2 separate regions of the Homo sapiens genome follow, and region 1 is linked to region 2. The links are chromatin loops, found by intact Hi-C in ENCODE. Cell type or tissue: heart right ventricle. All regions are shown on one strand. Each heading gives the region's core, and the rest is flanking DNA. Links, peaks and the distances in the headings are about the cores only. Region 1 overlaps LOC107985941 (a long non-coding RNA gene). Region 2 has its middle 65 kb from the start of MARCO.

Evidence for each region. Peaks named below come from ENCODE experiments on the same cell type or tissue, not always from the same donor. Only the 100,000 strongest peaks of a DNase experiment are listed, where the experiment ranks them.
Region 1: a loop joins it to region 2, with 4 times the contacts of the local background. A loop is called at or near these places in 22 of 110 quality-filtered maps.

The regions. Positions count from the first base shown.
Region 1 is chr2:119,172,130-119,176,519 of GRCh38, forward strand. It overlaps LOC107985941 (a long non-coding RNA gene), which reads right to left. Exons shown (of 3, transcript XR_001739665.2): 3 at 1-3,600. Among named protein-coding and RNA genes, the nearest start is that of C1QL2, 16 kb to the left of the region's middle. In heart right ventricle, for the core only: a CTCF peak has its summit at 2,523 (motif pointing left); a DNase peak (open chromatin) is centred at 2,514.
Region 2 is chr2:119,004,775-119,009,164 of GRCh38, forward strand. No RefSeq gene overlaps it. Among named protein-coding and RNA genes, the nearest start is that of MARCO, 65 kb to the left of the region's middle. In heart right ventricle, for the core only: no CTCF peak of the experiment used is centred there; a DNase peak (open chromatin) is centred at 1,787; H3K27me3 peaks cover 1,221 bases.

The sequences.
Region 1 (4,390 bases), core at 216-4,215, 170 kb after region 2:
CTGACCAACGTGGAGAAACCCCGTCCCTACTAAAAATACAAAATTAGCCAGGCGTGGTGGCAGGCATCTGTAATCCCAGCTACTCGGGAGGCTGAGGCAGGAGAATCACTTGAACTTGGGAGGCGGAGGTTGCAGTGAGCTGAGATGGTGCCATTGCACTCCAGTCTGGGCAACAAGAGCAAAACTCCATCTCAAAAAAAAAAAAGAGAGAGATGTGTTGCAAGAAATCGGCTTACGTGACCGTGGGGGCTGGATCCATAGCGCAGGCTCTCAGGAGGGGCAGTCCAGAACTCTCAGGCTGATGCTGCAGGCCACAGGTGGGATTTCTTCTCAAGAAAGCCTCAGCTCTGCTCCTAAGGCCTTTCAACTGATTGACTCATGCCCACTCAGATTATTGAGGGCTATCTCCTTTATTTAAGGTTAACCGGCCCAGTGCAGTGGCTCACGCCTATAATCCCAGTATTTTGGCAGGAAGATTGCTTGAGGCCAGGAGTTTGAGACAGGACTGGACAACAGAGCAAGAGCCTCATCTCTACAAAACATAAAAAAATTAGCCCGGTGTGGTGGCACACTCCTATACTCCTAGCTACTCTGGAGGCCAAGCCGGGAGGATCACTTGAGCCCAAAAGTTCAAGGCTATACTCCTAGCTACTCTGGAGGCCAAGCGGGGAGGATCACTTGAGCCCAAAAGTTCAAGGCTGCAGTCAGCTATGATCAAGCCACTTATACTCCAGCCCAGAAAACAGAGTGAGACCCTGTCTCTAAAACAACAACAACAAAAAACCCCAACCAATTGTAGATATCAACTACATTGCTGTGGCTTGAATGTCTCCTCCAAAACTCAATCTGAAACTTAATCCCTAATTTAATAGTATTGGCAGGTGACAGGGCCTTTCAGAGGTAGTTGGGTCATGTGGGCATTCATGGATTAATGGGTTAATAGATTAATGGGTTATCATGGGAGTAGATTAGCTATCACAAGAGTGAGTCTGTTACAAAAATCCAGCTTGGCTCTCTCTTGTGAGCCCCTCCCCATACGATGCCCTGCACTGACCATTAGCAAGAAAGCCTTCATCAGATGGACCCCCTCAACCTTGGACATCTCAATCTTCAGAACTCTAAGAAATAAATTTCTTTTCTTTATAAATTGCCCAGTCTCTGGTATTCAGTTATAGCAACAGAAAATGGACTAAGATACACATCTACGAGATACCTCCACAGCAACTCCTAGATTAGTGTTGATGGAATAACTGGGGATTGTAGCCTAGCCAAGTCGACACCTAAGACCGGCCCTCATGTCACCCAAGGACAAGACAGCGAGGTCCTGAAGAGTTTCATGAAGAGGAGGGGAAGGAGAGAGTGGGGAGCTCAATGTGGACCCCTCAATTAATTTCCCAAGTGCTCAATGAGGCCTGCCCCACCTCTCATCCAGCTCCTTGGCCAGGCCCTGCCCCCACTCACCTCTCTTATGTGGGACACGTGAGCCCCTCCAGTGTGCCAGGAGCACATGGGTACAGGCACACATAGAGAATGCCGTGTCCACAGGAAACCCAGTGAGCCTGAAGGGCCTTGGCGTGCCATTTACAGGTCACTCACTTGGGCCAGGCCTCACTAGGGATGCCAGGGTGAACAAGACGTGGCCAGTGCTCTTGAAGGGCTCCCACCTGGTGGAGGTAGCAGACAAGTAAGGGGACAAAGGCCCCTCAGAAGTACACATCTGGTGGGCCGGGCGCGGTGGCTCACATCTGTAATCCCAGCACTTTGGGAGGCCGAAGCAGGCATCACTTGAGGTCAGGAGTTCGTGACCAGCCTGGCCAACAGGTGAAACCCAGTCTCTACTAAAAATACAAAAATTAGCCAGACGTGGTGGCGCGTGGCTGTAATCCCAGCTACTCGGGAAGCTGAGGCAGGAGAATCACTTGAACCCGGGAGGCGGAATTTGCAGTGAGCCGAGATCACGCCATTGCACTCCAGCCTGGACACAGAGCGAGACTCCATCTCAAAAAACTAAAAAAATAAATAATAAAAAGTACAAATTAGGTGTGGTTATCGCCTGGAGAGCCAGGAGCATCCTTGGGAGGGGACTTGGGGAGGGGTCCGCTGGGCTGCTCTAGCCCACTCTGGGCCAGAATCGTGATTCTAATTGCAGGTAGGCTTTACCCTATCAAAGCCCCCTGGGCTGGGGACTCTGTGAAGAAGCAAGATGTGCTTGAAACCTCCCTCTCTGCTGAAAAATCTAGACAAGCTCCTGACCGGCTGCATTGCTGCTTCAGCCCCTCCTCAGGGAAGCGGGAGGCCCTGGGTCTCTACGGGTGCTCTGTGAAAGACTGCAGAGGCTGGTGGGGCTGCATTCCTGTCTGTCTGCCTAGGACAGTGCCTACTGACTTCTGACTGCTGCCCCATGGTCCAGGGCTCCAGGTACACCACTGCAATGTCACTTTGTGCTTGGGGTTCCAACTAGACAAAAGCCCCACGTTGCACAGCCCTTGAGCCGTCCCGGGTAGCATGCCCCCTGGTGGCCGTGGGCAGTTATTACCGTTAATCCTTTCTTGCCCAGATGCCTCTAGCGTAGGCCACAGCAGCCGGCCGGGTTCGTTGTGTCTGGAAAGACCAGAGAAGGGTTCCCGGAGAAAGAGGCCGTCTGATCGGAGTTTTATGAACCAGAGGATAAAGAAAGGAAGGGATTTCTGGGCCTCAGAAAACCACATGCCAACGCATGGGGGTATTAAGGATAGGGGCTCTTGAACGCCCAGGCTGGTAAAATCTAGAACGGCAGAGGGAGGAGGGGTAATTTTTCTGGTTGGTAGAAATAAAGTGGGGATGAGGAAGAGCACGAAAGTCTGTCGGCAAACCTGAAAGTGGGAGCGAGCTTTTGTCAAATCCAGGGTCAACCTGAGCTCTCATTAATTGGGAAACTGGAGAGTCAGATCCTCTAAAGAAAGTGGAAATATTTGTTCTAAAGAACCCCTGCCAGGTCCCCGTTTACGTGACTCATAAAGAGGCCTTCAGGCAGAAAGGATCCCAGTGCACCAGTAACAGAAGGGCTCCAGGACCAGAGGGAATGGACAGGGAACCACCACCCACACCAAGCACAGGCCCATTGTCGGCATGAGGAGCCTCGCCCCTGCAGATCACCTCCCAGAGGGGAGCGGATCAGAGATTAAATTCCACACCTTTCTACAAAATCATAGCAGTTTGAAAGTGCCAAGGGGAGTAGGTGAGGAGGTTTCGAGGCATGTATGCAGCCGTTTGGAGACACCAGCCATGTCGCCTGAGTTTTCTGATGTAATCCTCATAACAACCATTCCAGATTTAAGTGATTAGTCCTGTTTTACAGATGGGGAAACTGAAGCTCAGAGAGGTTAAGCAACTTCCCCAAGGTCATACAGTAGCCAAGTAGCATAAGTGGTATTCGAACCCAGTTCTATTTGGAGCCTTCACAGGCTTTTTGCTGCATTCCACAAGAGTCTGTATATTCAGAAGCAAGTCTTCCACAGCCATCATAAGTCATCCTCACAGCCGGCTGGCAGGGAGGGAACATTGCCACTGTAGCTGGGATCATAGATATCGTGGTCTCCATTTGACGGATAAGACTGAGGTCTGGAAGAGAGTCAGTCAGTCTGTGTGATAAGCCTGAACCACCCTCTCCTTCAGTTCCTCCCCTAACCCAACATCCTCCGGGTCTGGAAGGACAGTGTCTTGAGCAACTTCTTGCAGCTATACTTCTCCAGCTAATAGTCTAGAAAACCGAGCCTGGTCCCGAGTCTCCTCCTCGGGGTACGAGCCGAGGGCACTGATGGGGGTCAGGAGGTGCTGGCTAAAAGACGGTGGTGCAGGTGCCCCTGGCTTTAAGCGCGCCCAGGTTATAAAAAGCTTGGTTCCCATGCTGGCCCTAATTCTCCATGCACTGAGTACCTTAGGTCCCTTCTCTGGGTCTGTTGCTCCCCTGTAAAACAAGGGGGTGGGAGAAATGACCTTCAAGCTCAAACACCATATGTCCACCTGGGTTGGTATAGCAGATTGCATTAGTTTGTTAGGACTGTTTTAACAAATGCCACAGACTGAGTGGCTTAAACAACAGACATTTATTCTCTCACAGCTCTGGAGGCTGGAAGTCTGAGATCAAGGCAGTGGCTGGCAGGGTTGTTTCTCCTGAGGCCTCTCTCCTTGTAGCCACCCCTCTTCTCCCTGTGTCTTCACATGGTTGTCCCTGTGTGTGTGTGTCTGTGTCCTAATCACCTCTTCTTATAAGGACACCAGTCACAGAGGATTACCGGCCACCCATAGGACTTCATTTTACCTTAATTATCTCTTTAAAGTCTCCATCTCCAAATTAGTCACATTCTGAGGTACTGGGAGTGAGGACTTAAACATACGAATTTGGAGGATA
Region 2 (4,390 bases), core at 103-4,102:
TCACATGGCATGGTTACATAATGTTTGGAGTGGTGCACCTGCACTCCAAACCCACTGAGTCATGCTGCACCGGCAGGCTGCCTTGGCCTATTCCTGACTAAAGTGCAGGCATTTCCCTTACACTAGGGCATCACATAATATAAATAATATTATTCCCATTTTATAAATGAGCAAACCCAGCCTCAGAGTGGGGAAGCAATGCAGTATGCTGGCTGTGCTTTGCCCAGCTTATATTCATGGCACTAACAATGTAACTGCAGCTCCTTTCCCCAGAAGCAAGGTCTGCTTCCCACACCTTGACTCTGGGCTTGTCTCAAGACTTGCTTTGGCTAACAGAAAGTGGCAGAAGTGCTGGGAAGCAGTTCCAAGCCTGGGCCTCAAGGGACCTTGCACTCGCTTGCTGTCTCTTGGAATCCAAGCTACGTTATGAAAACAAGACTGGCTGGCCCATTAGCGGGGGAGTGAGCAGGTGGAGGGGGCCCAGTTGCCCCAGCTGAGGTCATTGTTCATCAGCCGGCTTACAGCTAACCACAGCTGTATTAGTAAGCCCAGCCGAGCTGGTCAAGCCCAGCCCACAGCAGAAGAACTACCTGCCCAACCAACCCACAAACTCTTGAGAAATCACAAATGGCTGTGGCTTACCACCACTAGGTTTGGGGGTGGCTTGTTATGCAGCAACTGATAAAAATTAGTTTACAGAGGACACACAGCTAGGAAGGGCAGAGCTGGGATTCAAACCCAGGTCTGTCTGGCACCAATAAGATTGAGAGAAAGGAGGGTTGCTGCTGCCGGCATCTCTGCCAGGTGACTCCTCCCATAAGCTCTCAGGCTGTGCTAAGCTGAAGAGATTTCTCTTGCAGATCCACAGGGGCTGCCGCATGCACATGACTGCTGTGTGTCAGGACACTGGTTTTGTGGGTGATGAGCAACTGGGTAAAATCAGCACTACAGCGTCATCTGGGGCCACTGAATGTGAGGCATGGCCTCCACATGACTCTGTGGCAGGAGACGTGGCTGCACTGTCCACTTGAAATGTGTTTTCCCTCCTATGCTCCATTCCTGGCTGCGGCCTGCAGCTCTGGGCAGACTGGCTGGGCAGGACAGAGATGGTAGGCCTCTCAAAAAAAACCCTGTGCACAAGCCCTCCTGCCACTCCCCCACCTAGCAGGGCACCCCGCAGGGCACTTCCCAGCAGCAGATCATAGTGGTGTGGCTGAGAACAAAAGTTCTGGACTCCAATGGCACAGGTTAGGGTCCCAGTGCTGCTGTGCAATGGCTCTGTCACCTGCACAAGAAAGGCATCAAGCCTCTCCAGGCCCAGTTTCCGTCCCTGTAAAATAAATAGTAACAGTTTCTTCCTCGTAGAGTTCTTGTGAGGATTCATTGAAATAATAAGCAAAAAGACAGCATTTAAAATGGTGTCTGGCACACAGTGGGCACTCAGCCTTTGTTGTAGTCATCCTTTAAGGCCCTTCCCAGCTCACCCCACCCCAACATTGGCCCCACTGAGCCCTCTGCACATGGCGGATGGGTCTTCTCAGGCCCTCCCATCAGCACCAGGCTTGGGAGGTCTAGGATAGTGAGTCTGTGGCTCCTCCAGAAGCCGACAGTGATGAAGTGAGGAGTGCAAGAGAAATATTGGGGGTAGCATCTGTGAAAGGGAAAACATGGAGGGAGCAGGATGAGCAGGAGAACCTCAGACTGTAATGCAGACATGCCCCCGACTTGGCCACATTGACAAGGAGACCCAGAGCAAGGATGGCCTCTCAGAGGGGTCCTCGGTGGGCAGGAGTTGCAGATCCTAGTGCCCTGCCCTGCCCTGCTTTGTCCCTGGCCGGGTGCTGCCCCAAATGCACAGCCTTGACTAAGGAGTGGAAGGGAGTCCTGAAGGTGCCGCCGAAAGGCTGGAGGCTCCCATGCTCTCTGTGGCCCGATGGCAGGTTCTCTCTAGAGGCCAGAGATTCAGAAGCACTAGAGAGATTCAGAGAATCCCTGGCTGCTAGGTGGTTTGCTGAAAAGAGAGTGGGAGTTGAGATCAGATTCGGATCCCAGCACTAATGACCAGCTGTGTGGCTTTGAGGATGCCACAAAGCCTCTCTGAATTTCTGTTTGTCATCTGTAAGGTGGGAATAATGATAATGAAAATACTGCCATCTGGAGTGACTGCTGTGCTCTTGGCACATACTGGGGACTGAATAACCGTAGCTTGATTAGAATAGCTTCTGATACCAAGCCTCATTCTTACCACGTCTCCACCCAGCATATCTTCCCTTCTTCCTTCCACTACTCCAGAATTCTCCACACTCTTTAAGTCCCAGGACAAATTGTGCCTCCTTTAGAAAATCTTTTTGATTGCTCTCACTTCAGATAAATATTTCGTTTCTCTTTATCCATATAGCCCACCCATGTAAAGAAGGAAAGTTCAGTGAGAATCTAAGACTTACTTACTATGTGGTTTGTAGCATGCTAGATGCTAGATGCATTGTATTTTTGCACTGAATACCCATGATCGTTTATATTCCTCTCAGCAACATTGAATGAAAAATTCCATTATTATCTCCATTTCACAAATGTAAAAACTGAGGCTGAGAGAAATAAAATGATTTTCCTTTGGTCTTTAAAACTCATCTTCTGGTCTTTCAGTTTTAAATACATTTTTGCTTGCACCACGCTAGATTCAAGAGGCATTCAGAAAACATGCATTGTTGCAAAATGAATCAGACAGTATATAGGAATCTTTATTATTAAAATTGTACACAAATAGCACTCACCTGATGGGGTTGTTGTAAGTCTGTGGGATTAGCCAGGTGATAAAGCCGACTTCAAGGAATTTGTTTAAACACTCTTCAGTTCCCCTTTGTGGCAGGGTAATCAGAAGTGAATAAGGCCAAGTCCTAGGAATATAAACCAAAAACTCACAAAAAGAGAGACTATAGGCTAGTAAACATATTTTTAAATGTTTATCCTCACTTATAATAAAAGAAATGCAAAAAAAAAGAGAACACTTATTTGCATGTTAAATTGGCAATTTAAAAAAAATCCTTGATGTTGATGAGACAGGAAGAAAACAGGCCCCAGTATCCACTGGAAATAGAAATAGAGATGGATTTTCAGTGAGGGAAAGGGGCAATATGGCAAGATGGAACCCAAGCTTTTTGAAACAAACAAAAAAAACTAATTGAAATGCCCACTGTATTGGTCAGCTATTGCTGTGTAACGAATCAAACTCAGATGGTAGGTTACAACAATTATTTATGCTCACCCACACATCTTTGGATCAGCTGGGGATTGGCTATCTAAGCTAGACTCCACTAAGCAGCTCTGCCTCAAGCCACAGGACCAGCTGGATTTGGCTCCTTGCTGTGGCTCAGGCTCAGGTCTGCTCCATCTGTCTTCTCTCTGGAGCTCTTCTGGTGAAAGTAGTGGATACAAAGGCAAGCAGGAAGACATTGATTTCTCCTAAGGCCTGGGCTCAGAAGTGGCACATTTCCCTGGTCAAAGCAAGTCACATGGTCAAGTCCAAAGTCAGAGCAGGGAAGTTCACTCCATCTAGAGTTGAAGGATGGTAAAACCACACGGAAAAGGGAGTGGACAGGAGGGGTACAGAACCAGGCTAATGAGACAATCTGCCAACCACAGAAGTACATGTGAGCTCCTCGGAGTATTGTGAAGAGCACTGTGGAGTCACACAAATGTGCCTTTAACTTATGTAAATTCTACTACCTGTGTTCAGAAACATGTAAAGAAAGCAGCCATTTAAGCAGTAGTCTAAAGTGCTATTTCATATGTATCTTCTTTATTATAGGCTACACATTATACCTTTACACATATACTTTAGTATACATGGTGTGTATATGAAACAAAGAACACTGTACTTTATGGATGACTTAAGAGGTTTTCCAAGGAATTTCACTTTATTTGACTATATGCGTGAGCTGAGATTTGCTTCTATTCTAGAGAAGAATTAGAAATAGCCAATGACTGACAGTAGAGGTTTGGTTAACTAAATGATAGTACGTTAAATGTAATTACAGACTCTTAACTATTATAAACCATATTACAGAGGATGCTTAGGAATATGGGGAAGTATTCGTGATATATTTAAGGAAAAAAGTTGTAAAACAATATGTACAGAAGGACTACAATGAAATAAGAACAGTTTCCTCCTTCTCCTTCACCGTCTCCACTCCAGATTCAATCCAGCACCAAAGACCTGTGAGTCTCCCTCGATGTTTCTTGGGTCTGTCCTCTTATCTCCCACCCCCAGCCACTCCACACCTACCCCTTCCATGCCCAAGCCACACCATTCGTGACCTAGAAGACTGCAATAGCCTCTGAACTGGTCTCTTTCCCTTCAATCATGCTCCCTTCTATCCATTAGACCAAAAGA